Linked DNA regions of Homo sapiens: region 2 is linked to region 1. A link is a loop called in an ENCODE intact Hi-C map of the cell type or tissue named here. Cell type or tissue: chondrocyte. All regions are shown on one strand. Each heading gives the region's core, and the rest is flanking DNA. Links, peaks and the distances in the headings are about the cores only.

Region 1 (5,380 bases), core at 178-5,177:
TCAGCTTTCCTGGAACTAAATTTCAAATTCTATGCACGACTCATCCTTGGGGGAAACTATGTCAGAACCCTTCAGATCCATCAGTTTTAGACGCCTACAAGTTTTAGGAGTTGGAAACCAAGTAGTTTTAGAAAAAAATCTGTCCTAGTTTTGTAATTGGCTCCCAGGGCCCTGCTCAATGATTATTAAAATACTGACATGAAATCTCTGAGAGAAATTGCTCTGGGCCCTCTATTTATCATTTGCGTCGGTGAGACAAGTGGAGGCCTTTCTGTGGTGTGTCAGCTAGGGTACGTTTCAATGTCAGATAATTAACTTTAGTAAGAAAGAGTCAGATTTGCAAAGGGACTAAGGCCGAGACTCTGGTGGCCCTTGCTTAAAGGAAACTTGCTGAACAGAACTCAGGGCCTCAGGATGTCGTGGATCTGACTTACATTGTTTGTTTGAACAGTGGTTCTGAAGGTGAGGTCCACAGATCCTTCCCTATTCCCAAAGCACATGGAGAGGCTGCAGGGGATCCATGAACCTCCTGAAACTGCAGACAAAGTTCTATTTGTTTGGGCTGCTGTGTATTTTTTCCAGGCCAGTGGTTCTCTCAGTGTGAGGCCAGTGGTCATCTTACCTGGAAGCCTGTTAGAAATGCATATTCTCAGGCCGTACCCTAGACAAGTGGAGTCAGAAACTCTGGGAGTGCAGCCCAGTAACCTGCGTATTAACAAGCTCTCCAGATGATTCTGACACATGCTCAAGTTTGATGCACGTGAAAGCTATGCTCTATGGTAGGAGACAGCCGCTAAGAGTGGGGACCTGGGATCACACTGACCTGCGTTCAAATCTCAGTTTGCCCACTCAGCAGCTGTGTGGGCCTGTGCGAGTTCCTCAACCTGTCTAAGCTTCTGTTCCCCCATCTCTAAATTGGGATAAAACCTTGAAATACGGGGGACTTTTAATATAGCAATGATGACAGACAGCTTCACAGTCTCCATCAAGTGACAGATTGATGATGATGATGATGATGATGATGATGATGATGATGATGATTATGATGATAATGATGACGATGATGTTTTTTGAGGAGGAGAGTGACATGGACAGAAGTGTGGGTTAGAAAGATGCTCTATCAGATGGCTTAGACACCTGGCAGGGTCCCCAGGGACTGGGGTCACAGCTGAGCAGCAGCGGTAGGAAGGGCCATCTTCCTACTACATCAGAAGGCTGTCAGAGATCCAATGGACAAGACCGGCAAATGATTCCGTTCATTCAACAAATATTCACTGAGCACTTCTGATACGTCAGGCACTGTTCTGGATGCTGGGACACAGATGACAGAGTCCCTGCCCTCAGGGAGCTCTCATGCATGCGGGAAATAAATTCAATGAACAGGCAAGCTCATAGATGAATGAGGGTCTCAGAGCACAGCCACCGCTGGACAGGGTAGTGAGGTAGCGAGTGACAGGGGTCAGTAGGGTGGCCAGAGGAGGTGACATTGTGCAGAGAGTTGAATGATGAGGAACAGCCAGCCAGGAGAAGACCCTGGGAAAGAGCATGCAGGCATAGAGGGAACAGCCAGTGCAAAGGCCTGGAGAAGGGAATGGGCTTGGTGTGTTAGTGGGACAGAAAAGGGTGCGGGGGCCTGAAGAGTAGCTCTGAGCGTCTCCAGGGTATTGAAAGTTCTCAGCTTTCTGGGACTCCACTTCATCTGTCAAATGGACTCCTCTGAAGAGCCGTCATGAGGAACTGATGATGTGATGAGTATAACCACGTCTGGCACATAGTGGGCACTAGGAAAATGTACGCCATGGCCCCGCAATGGCCAGTTCAATCTCCTTCATGTCATTGCATGAGGATTCTAGCTATCACAAACAAAACCAGCTTGAGCATTGGAAATAAAAGTCCTGATAGTTTTAGGTCAATATCAGGTGTTAAATAGGAGGCAGTTTTCTGCAAGCAACAGATATTCATTGAGCATCCACTGAGGAAGATGCCCTTGGGGATAGAGAAGTGGAAATATCTCTGACCCCTATTCATGTCCAGGCCCTGCCATGTAGTAGCTTTGTGGTTTGGGGAAGTCCCAGCCCCCTGAGGGCAGCAGTCTCCTCTGAAGGGAGGAGAGGTTTCCAACAATACTTTAGCATTAGAAAGTATTTACGCAGTCAAGCTCTCTAGAACATGCAGTGATGGGTCCAGAGATGACCTTTGACAGAACTGGGGACCTTCTGCAGTGAACAGCAGGGAAGGTAGGGAGCATGGCATGGCAGGTATGGATTATGAGAAGCTGCAGACTCCCTGACTGGAAGATGACTGGTGAGGTTCCCTCCTTAACTTCACTGAGCCTTAGTTTCCTCCACTGTAAAATGGGTATGATCCCAGTATCCAATGTCTATGGGCAGCGGTGGGGATTAGATGGTGTCATGTTGTACAATTCTTAGCACAGTGCCTAGAACAAACTAAGCCCTCACTAAATGTCAGCTTCTATTAATATTCATATCCATATCCATATCCATATCCATATCCTTGTCATCAACGCTATTATCAGCAGGGGAAGCTGTGCCTCAGGGCTGCCTGTGCCTATGCCTGCCTTTGTGGCCAAGTAGGAGGATAGCCCTCTGTCCGCCAGGTCTAGACTGAGCGGAAGCCCTGGAAGAGAGGGTAGTGATGCTCCAGCTGTGAGGACAGAGGGGCAAGGGGCTTTAGAGAACAGGGCAGTGGCAGTGGGAATAAAAAGGAGCTGAATTGTGGTCACCTGCTCCTGGAAGACTTCCTAGATCACTTTGGGTGCTCCCAGAGCCCCTTGCACTTACCTTCAGGAGGCAGAGATCCTGCTGTGGTGTGAGAGCCTGTGCCTCCGTCAGCCTGAGGGCTCCTTGAGGCTAAAGCCTGGCCATGATCTACCTGTGTACTTCCAGGGTCAAACTCGGTACCCGGAACGCAGTGGGTGCATGAATGAACAAACAGATGAATGAATAAAATGAAGAACACATGCCCAAATGAATGGAAGTAGGTGGGCTGGCTGGTCCAAGGAGGAGTAAATTTGGGAATCGGAATCGGGCGGGCAGAAATACTTGTCTCTCCCCTGGAAGATCTGCACTTAACGGCAGTTGCGCCTCTTTCATTGGACACCAGGGGGCGCCATCACTGCAGAGCTGGCACCGGAAGGCTGAAGGGATCGGAAGGCTGAAGGGATCAGAACGCCTCAAGTAACGCCGACCTGATGGTTAGGGCGGAGGGACCCGGTTCTTCCAGGACACAAACCAGCCTCCCCTTAGGCCCAAGTGGTGGATTCCAGAAGGAAGAACTTGCTGACGACGACAATCAGCTTGCAACAGCGGCGGCGAGCTGCGCGTGGCTGCAGGTCTCTAGAGTCCACCCCAGGCCCTTTCCCGACCACCTCTGGGGGCGCTGGCGCTGTCCTCTGTCTGTTGTGCGAGGAGTCCCCAGGAGTTTCACCGGCCTGAGAGGGAAAAGGGGGCCTTCGACCCTCTTCAGAAAGTCCTTTCCTTTCCACGAGTAACACCTTCATCAGGTAACAACGGCGAGAAAACTGCCCAAAAGCACCTTCGGGTTTGTATAATAATTTCAAATTTACAGAAAGCTGCCGCAGTAGTAAAAAGAGCTATTTCCCCCAAGCCATTTTAGCGGGGAAAAAAGTAAGTTACTAACGTGATACTCCACCACCCCCCAAATATTTTGTGGATATTTCTTACAAATGAGGACATTCTCTACCTAACCACAAGCACCAAAATCAGGAAATTTACATCAATGCATTGTAACCACCTAATCCTCAGACTCCAGGCAAGTTTAACCAGCTATCCCGATAATGCCTTTCAGAGCAAGGGATTCGGTCCCGAATCCTGCACGGCATTTAGCTGTCATTTCCCCCTAGCCTCCCTCATTCTGGAACAGCTCCTCAGTCTTCCATAGACTTGCACAACCTTGATGCTTTTGAAGATTTTAGGCTACGTATGTTGCAGGAGGTCCCACAGCTCCAGTTTGGCTGCTGTTTCTTTCTTATTGGGTTCAGGTTGCCTGTTTTCAGTAGGAACATCACAGAAATGATGCTGTGTTCTCATTGCGTCCTAGTGGGTAGCACACAATTTCTCTTTGCCGCATTACTGGTGCAGGAACGTCAATCGCCTTATTAAGGTGGTGTCCGCCATTTTTTCCTTAGTTCTTCTTTTCCCCTTTGTCAGCAATAAGTATTTTCTTGGGGAGGTACCTCGGAATGATGTCATTCATCATCAAAGTTTAGTTGTAGCATTCTTTGGGGATTTTTGCCTGGATGAAGTTGTTACTAACACAGTTGCCAAATGGTGATTTCCTGATTCCATCATTCCTCCTTCTCCTCCTCCTCCTTCTTTTGTTTAGAGTCAGGGTCTCGCTGTGTTGCCCCAGGCTGGAGTGCAGTGGCACAATCATAGCTTACTGCAGCCTCTAACTCCTAGGCAAGTAATCCTCTTGCCTCAGCCTTCCGAAGTAGCTAGGACTACAGGCACATACCACCACAACTGGCTAACTTTTTAAATTTTATTTTTTTGTAGAGAGAGGGTTTCACTTTGTTGCCCAGACTGGTCTTGAACTCCTGTCCTCAAGCAGTCTTCCCACCTCAGCCTCCCAAAGTGCTGGGATAACAGGCATGAGCCACCGTGCCCAGCCTCTGTCATACCTTCTAAATGTATCAGTTGGCAATCTAACTGTAAGGAAAAGATCTCTCCTCTCCCCACTCATCCATCCATCCATTCATTCATTCATTCGTATATGTACTTGGTAAGGATTCGTGGATTCTTGTTTTATTTAATGGGTTATAATCTATTACTGTGACTATTTCTTTTGACATTCAAATTTCCCTGGCTTTGGCCAGTGGGAGCCCCTTCAAGCTGGCCCCTCTGTCACTTTAACATGCCAACGTCCTTCCTTGAACATTTCCTTATTTTCTGGTACGAGATATTCTAGGCTTATTTAGTATTCTTGCACCTGCTTTCGGTGTTTAAAGGAATCATGGGTTTATTATCCTGCAAAGGAGTATTTTGGAAACTCTTTTCCTCTAACCCCCCCAGCCCTAGGAAACCACACTACACAGGAGGTAAGAGATTGGACTTTGTAGTAAGACTGATCTGGGTTCAAATCCCACGTCTTATCAGCAGTGTTTCCTTGGACAAGTCTGAAAGCCTCTCCTCACCTGTAAACCAGGCATTTGTAAAATGCTGCTGCTCCTTTAATATTCCCCCAGCACCACCATGTAGCCAATGGTCTGGGAAATTGCTGGAGGGGATTCCTTGATCTGCCTCAGAGGGTAGGGAAATGAGTGAGTGCCTCTAACTTGATTGAGCTCACCTGTGGTACAACATTACCTGTCTGCATTCCCACCTCATGCCTTCCTACA
Region 2 (5,380 bases), core at 229-5,228, 1.0 Mb after region 1:
TGGCCAACATGGTGAAACCCCGTCTCTACTAAAAACACAAAAACGAGCCAAGTGTGGTGGCATGCGCCAGTAATCCCTGCTATTTGGGAGGCTGAGGCAGGAGAATTGCTTGAATCTGGGAGGCGGAGGTTGCAGTGAGCCGAGACCATGCCACTGCACTCCAGCATGGCAACAGAGCAAGACTCTGTCTCAAAAAAAAAAAAAAAAAAAAAGAGATGGGGTCTCACTAAATTGCCTAAGTTGGTCTTGAACTCCTAGGCTCAAGTGATCCTCCTGCCTCAGTCTCCCAAAGTGTTGGGATTACAGGTATGAGCCACCATGCCTGGCCTCTCCTGTTTACTTCAAATCATCCTAAATTACTTAGAGTGCTCCTGACTATCCTTGGGGGGTCAATCCCTTATGTGGGTCCCCTCATTTCCCCCAGCTTCCACCCAGTTCCCTTACCTGGCCACTTGGTTGATGACAGGAGCAAAGTAGGTGGGCCCATAGAGCTGCACTGTGCGCAGGCTCTGGAAATAGCTCTCCAGCACACCCTCGATGCCCGCACAGTTGGGGTCCTCATCATTGTTGTTCTGTCAAAGAATATGCCCTGCCAGGCTGAGCCCATGCAGGGTACATGCAGGAGTGCTCTGATTCCAGCTCACTCCTTCCTTTTTCCATCAGTCCCTTTCATGCTCCCCTCCAAACCCAGCCCTGCTCCCCTCCCTGCTCTGCTATCCTCTCATAGCTTCCTGTTCCTCTACATGCCCTTTGAAGTAATGTAAACAGAACAAAATCATCAACTTGGGTGAACCAGATGCCAGGGCACGGAGGGTAAGCTCTGGCCAATACCATACCAGGGGGAACTGGTGGGAGATCCGTCCCTCTGGGGGCAGCTTGGCCCCAAAGCCATAAGCTGGGAAGAGCTTATCACTGTCATAGTCCTGGATGATCTCTCCCACTGCCTTGAGGGCCATGGCATAGGCGCTGAGCTGGTAGGGACTCATGTAGTGCAGGGAGGTAGGCTGCAGAGGATTCCCTGTAGGGACACAGGAACCCCAGCCTCATGATCATCTGGATCATCCATCTGTTCACCTGCTTATCTTTGTGTGCATTCATCCACCTATATCCATTTATCTGCCCTCTACCCATGTCCTCCCTCCTTATTTTACCCAATCATCCATTTGTTCATTTATCCATCTATCCACCCACCCATCCCTATATCTATTCATCCATTTACCTACCTACCCACACATCCATCCACCCATCTACCTAGCCATACATCTATCTTTCAGTCTACTTATACATCTTTATCCACCAATCTCTCCATTCTCTTATGCAGCTATCCACTTACCCACTCATCCATCCATCAGTCCATCCATCCATCCATCCATCCACCCACTTGTCTACTTGCCATTTTTCTTCATTTTCCACCCATCTATACAACAGTATTATTTTATCCATCCGGCTAGCCAGCCCTCTCCATTCCATTCATTCCCTTGTCTATTCTCATATGGATCTATCCACTCATGCATTTCCCCTAATTACTTGTTATTTCCCCAACTTAAACTTTAGTCCATTTGTCCACCCACATACCCATCGATGCATCTACTTGTCTAACCTATTATACTCACCAACCCATGTACCCACTCCATTTGTTCATGGATCTATGCATCCATTCATGACTCACCACCTGTTCACCTCTCCATCTCTCCTTATACCCCCTTTCTCTCTCATCCATCAGCCTACTCATCCACCTGTTGAGCTATATATCCTTTCAACCCTCTATGATCCATCTACCCATCTATTTTTCTGCACTCTATTTTCCTGGCTGGGTTTTGCCTAAGTTTGGGCTTCTTGGGTAGGTAAACTCTTATCTCTAGGTAGGAATCCAGGCCAACTCCTAATGACTCCCTTAGAAGTGCCTTCCCACCTCCGACTTTTTCACTCATCCGTGTCTCACCATTGGAAGCCGTGAAGTCAATGGCTACTGTGAAGTTCAGCTGTGTCCTGTTGGGGAAGCAGATGAATTGAGAAGTGAGGAACTAATGATTATTACATCACTATTTCTCAAACAGTAATGTGCATATGGATCACGTGGGGCTCATGTTAAAATGCAGATTCTGATCCAGATGGTCTGGGTAGAGCCTAACAAACTCCCAAGTAATGCTGATGCTGCTGGCTCATGGACTACACTTTAGGTAACAGAATTAAATGCCTACTGTGTGGCAGGTGTATTATATGTCATTTAATTTAACCCTTACTATAGCCCTGAAGTAGTGATTAATATCCCCATTTGGCTGGGCGCCGTGGCTCACGCCTGTAATCAGCACTTTGGGAGGCTGAGGAGGGTGGATCACCTGAGGTCGGGAGTTTGAGACCAGCCTGACCAACATGGGGAAACCGCATCTCTACTAAAAATACAAAAAATTAGCCGGGCGTGGTGGCGCATGCCTGTAATCCCAGCTACTTGGGAGGCTGAGGCAGGAGAATTGCTTGAACCTGGGAGGCGGAGGTTGCAGTGAGCCAAGATCGCACCATTGCACTTCAGCCTGGGCAACAAGAGTGAAACGCCATCTCAAAAAAAAAAAAATCCTCATTTTACATAGGAGAAAAGTGAAGTTCAGAGAAGCAAAGTTACCTTTCCCAGGTCTGCCTGCCTCCACCAAACCAAACAGAATGTCCCCTATAGTCTGCTTGGTTGTGCCCTCTCTTCTACCTCTCCCTCTTGCCTGACTATAACTTTATTTGTGCCCCAATTAGGTTACTGGGGCCACCAGTGAAGACCACTGGTCTGGGAGCCATCTTCCCAGGAGGAGTCGAAAGCTAAGAATGAAAAGCAGCCCCATGAAGGGAACTAAGAAGAGCAGTATTTTGCATTTTACAGAGCACTTTATAGTTGGCCAAGTGTTTTAAAGTTTATCTCCATGGTCTCACTGGGCCCTGACCATTCATAAATAAGAAACCTGGGGCTCAGAACTGGGAGTAATTTATTGCCGGGCTTTCAGCCCAGAGCTTGGCCTGTGACTCACCCTCCCTTGATGTAATCAACAAAAGTGAATTCAGAGTCCACAGAGAAGGAGAGCAGCGTCACCTGTGGGACAGAATAGGCAGCCCTGGCACTTTGGAAAAGGCAGTTGGGGTGGCAGAAGGAAGTGAGGCCCATAGGGGCTTGGAAAGAGGCACGTGATGGGAGGCACATGATTCCACCCGCTCCCCCAGTCAGTCCCACCCTGTTCAACTTCTGACAGGGGAAAAGGGGAAGCTGTCAGAAACATCGTTGGATTTCCAAAAGTATATTAAATTGGGAAATACAACTTAGGTTTTTTTCTTTTATTCTGCAAAAGAGTGAAGTCAGAAAAATTTCCTGAGTGAGAAAAAAAACAAAGAAAAACTTAAGTGGTGCTCCTTGTGCCCAATATTACTATTCCAAGTAATCTGTGCCCACTGTCTTGCCCTGCCCTCGATATTTGCCATGCTGTGTCAATGGGGACAGACACGGAAGGATCCAGGGAGGGCCACGGCTCTAGGGAGCACTCACAGTTCCTGAGTTGACATATTTCTTCTTCTTACATTTCTTCCGAGGGTTAAGAACCTAAGGGGAGGAGGTAACAGTGATGATGAGAAACAAAGGAAGGGAGGTCCAGACTGAGCACACTGGGATGGAGGGCCTGGGTGACCTGGGCAGGGCTGGAATGCTCACCTCATATACTGTGAACTGGTTCTGGGCCTTGCTCAGCTCCCGGTAGCTGGTGGTGAACTCACCAATGAAATCGTGGCTGCAATGAGGTGGGCGTGGCTAAGCAGCAGGTGCTGCTGGTTTGGAACCAGAGCTGAACCCAGTCTTTTATTCCTCCTATCCTAAGCCCCTACTTAGGCTGCAGGGCAGCCTAGTGCTGGGGCCATAAGGGAGGCCAAACATAGGGGAAAAACGGGAAGAGACAGTGTCCAGAGAGACAATTGGGGGGATCAGTTGTACCCAAGACACTGGTGTTTATCATCACCTTTCCTGGCTCCTAAAGCTACTTTGGGGTTCTCAGTGAATGTACAACATATTATTGAGAACTGCTTGGGTCAAGTACAGGAGAAGGGACCATGTGGGGCAGTTCTACCTTCCATCCCGGTCCCAGTCGTACACATCAATCTTCACCGTTCTGAAATGTAGGAGATAAACATACCCTAGGTGTGTATGATAAATCCCAGAGACACCCTCATACACTTAACCACACACATATCATCTCCCCATCCACCCATCTGTCTTCCCATTAAGTTGTTCATCTTTCAACCTGCCTCCCATCCTGTCTATTCATTCATCAGTCTGTGCCTGTACCCAACCACCTACCCCTATTAATACTACTCTGGTTAGTACCACTAATACTTTTTTTGTTTGTTTGGTTGGTTTTTTTTTTTTTTTTTTTTTTTTTTTTTACCACTTTGAGCCTTATTGTATTCCAGGCATTTTTCTCAGCACATTCACAGATTGTCTCATTTAACTTAACAATCACCCTATATAAAGTAATTACTATTATTATTATTTTGGGATAAGGAAATTGAGATACAAAAAAAAAAAAGTAATTTGGCTAAGATCTCATAGCTAGTAAATGACTGAACTGAGATTTAAACCCAGGCATCCTGATTCCAAAGACTTTGTTCTTAACTGTCATGCCTAAATCATTCCATATGTCTACCTATCAGTATATCAGCCCATCCAACCATCCGTCTATCCATCTAGCTACCTATTTACCCATATATTTGCCAGTCCAATTACCTATCAGTTCATCTCTTTAGCCACCTAACTATACATCTAGCCATTCACTGACTCACTGAGGCATGCAAGCATCCATCTGTCTGTCTGTCTACCAACTATATAACATCTATCCATCTGGTTATCCATTCATCAGCATAACCATTCATCTACTCATCTATGTGCCCATCCATTCTTCCACCCTTCCACCTACCACCTATCTTTATTATTTATTTATTTATTTATTTATTGAGACGGAGTCTTGCTCTGTCGCCCAGGCTGGAGTGCAGTGGCGTGATCTCGGCTCACTGTAAGCTCCACTTCCCAGGTTCATGCCATTCTCCTGCCTCAGCCTCCTGAGTAGCTGGAACTACAGGCGCCCACCACCACGCCCGGCTAATTTTTTTTGTATTTTTAGTAGAGATGGGGTTTCACCGTGTTAGCCAGGATGGTCTCGATCTCCTGACCTCGTGATCTGCCCGTCTCGGCCTCCCAAAGTGCTGGGATTACATGTGTGAGCCACCGCGCCCGGCCCCTACCATCTGTCTTTATACTACCCATTTACTCATTCATTTGGTTGGCCTATCCATCTAATTTATACCCATCCATCAACTAATTCACCTACAAATCCATCCGTTCATCCATTTGCCATCTATT

Evidence for each region. Peaks named below come from ENCODE experiments on the same cell type or tissue, not always from the same donor. Only the 100,000 strongest peaks of a DNase experiment are listed, where the experiment ranks them.
Region 2: it touches region 1 in a loop (10-fold over the local background); 5 of 110 quality-filtered maps call a loop at or near these places.

What each region holds. Positions count from the first base shown.
Region 1 is chr3:10,736,809-10,742,188 of GRCh38, reverse strand. No RefSeq gene overlaps it. Among named protein-coding and RNA genes, the nearest start is that of LINC00606, 25 kb to the left of the region's middle. In chondrocyte, for the core only: CTCF peaks have their summits at 2,854 and 3,123 (motif pointing right); no DNase peak of the experiment used is centred there.
Region 2 is chr3:9,713,667-9,719,046 of GRCh38, reverse strand. It overlaps CPNE9 (copine family member 9), which reads right to left. Exons shown (of 21, transcript NM_153635.3): 11 at 4,092-4,133; 12 at 3,683-3,758; 13 at 3,521-3,574; 14 at 3,012-3,073; 15 at 1,943-1,989; 16 at 837-1,018; 17 at 445-572. Among named protein-coding and RNA genes, the nearest start is that of CPNE9, 13 kb to the right of the region's middle. RefSeq lists a silencer at 3,132-3,261. In chondrocyte, for the core only: a CTCF peak has its summit at 3,083; no DNase peak of the experiment used is centred there.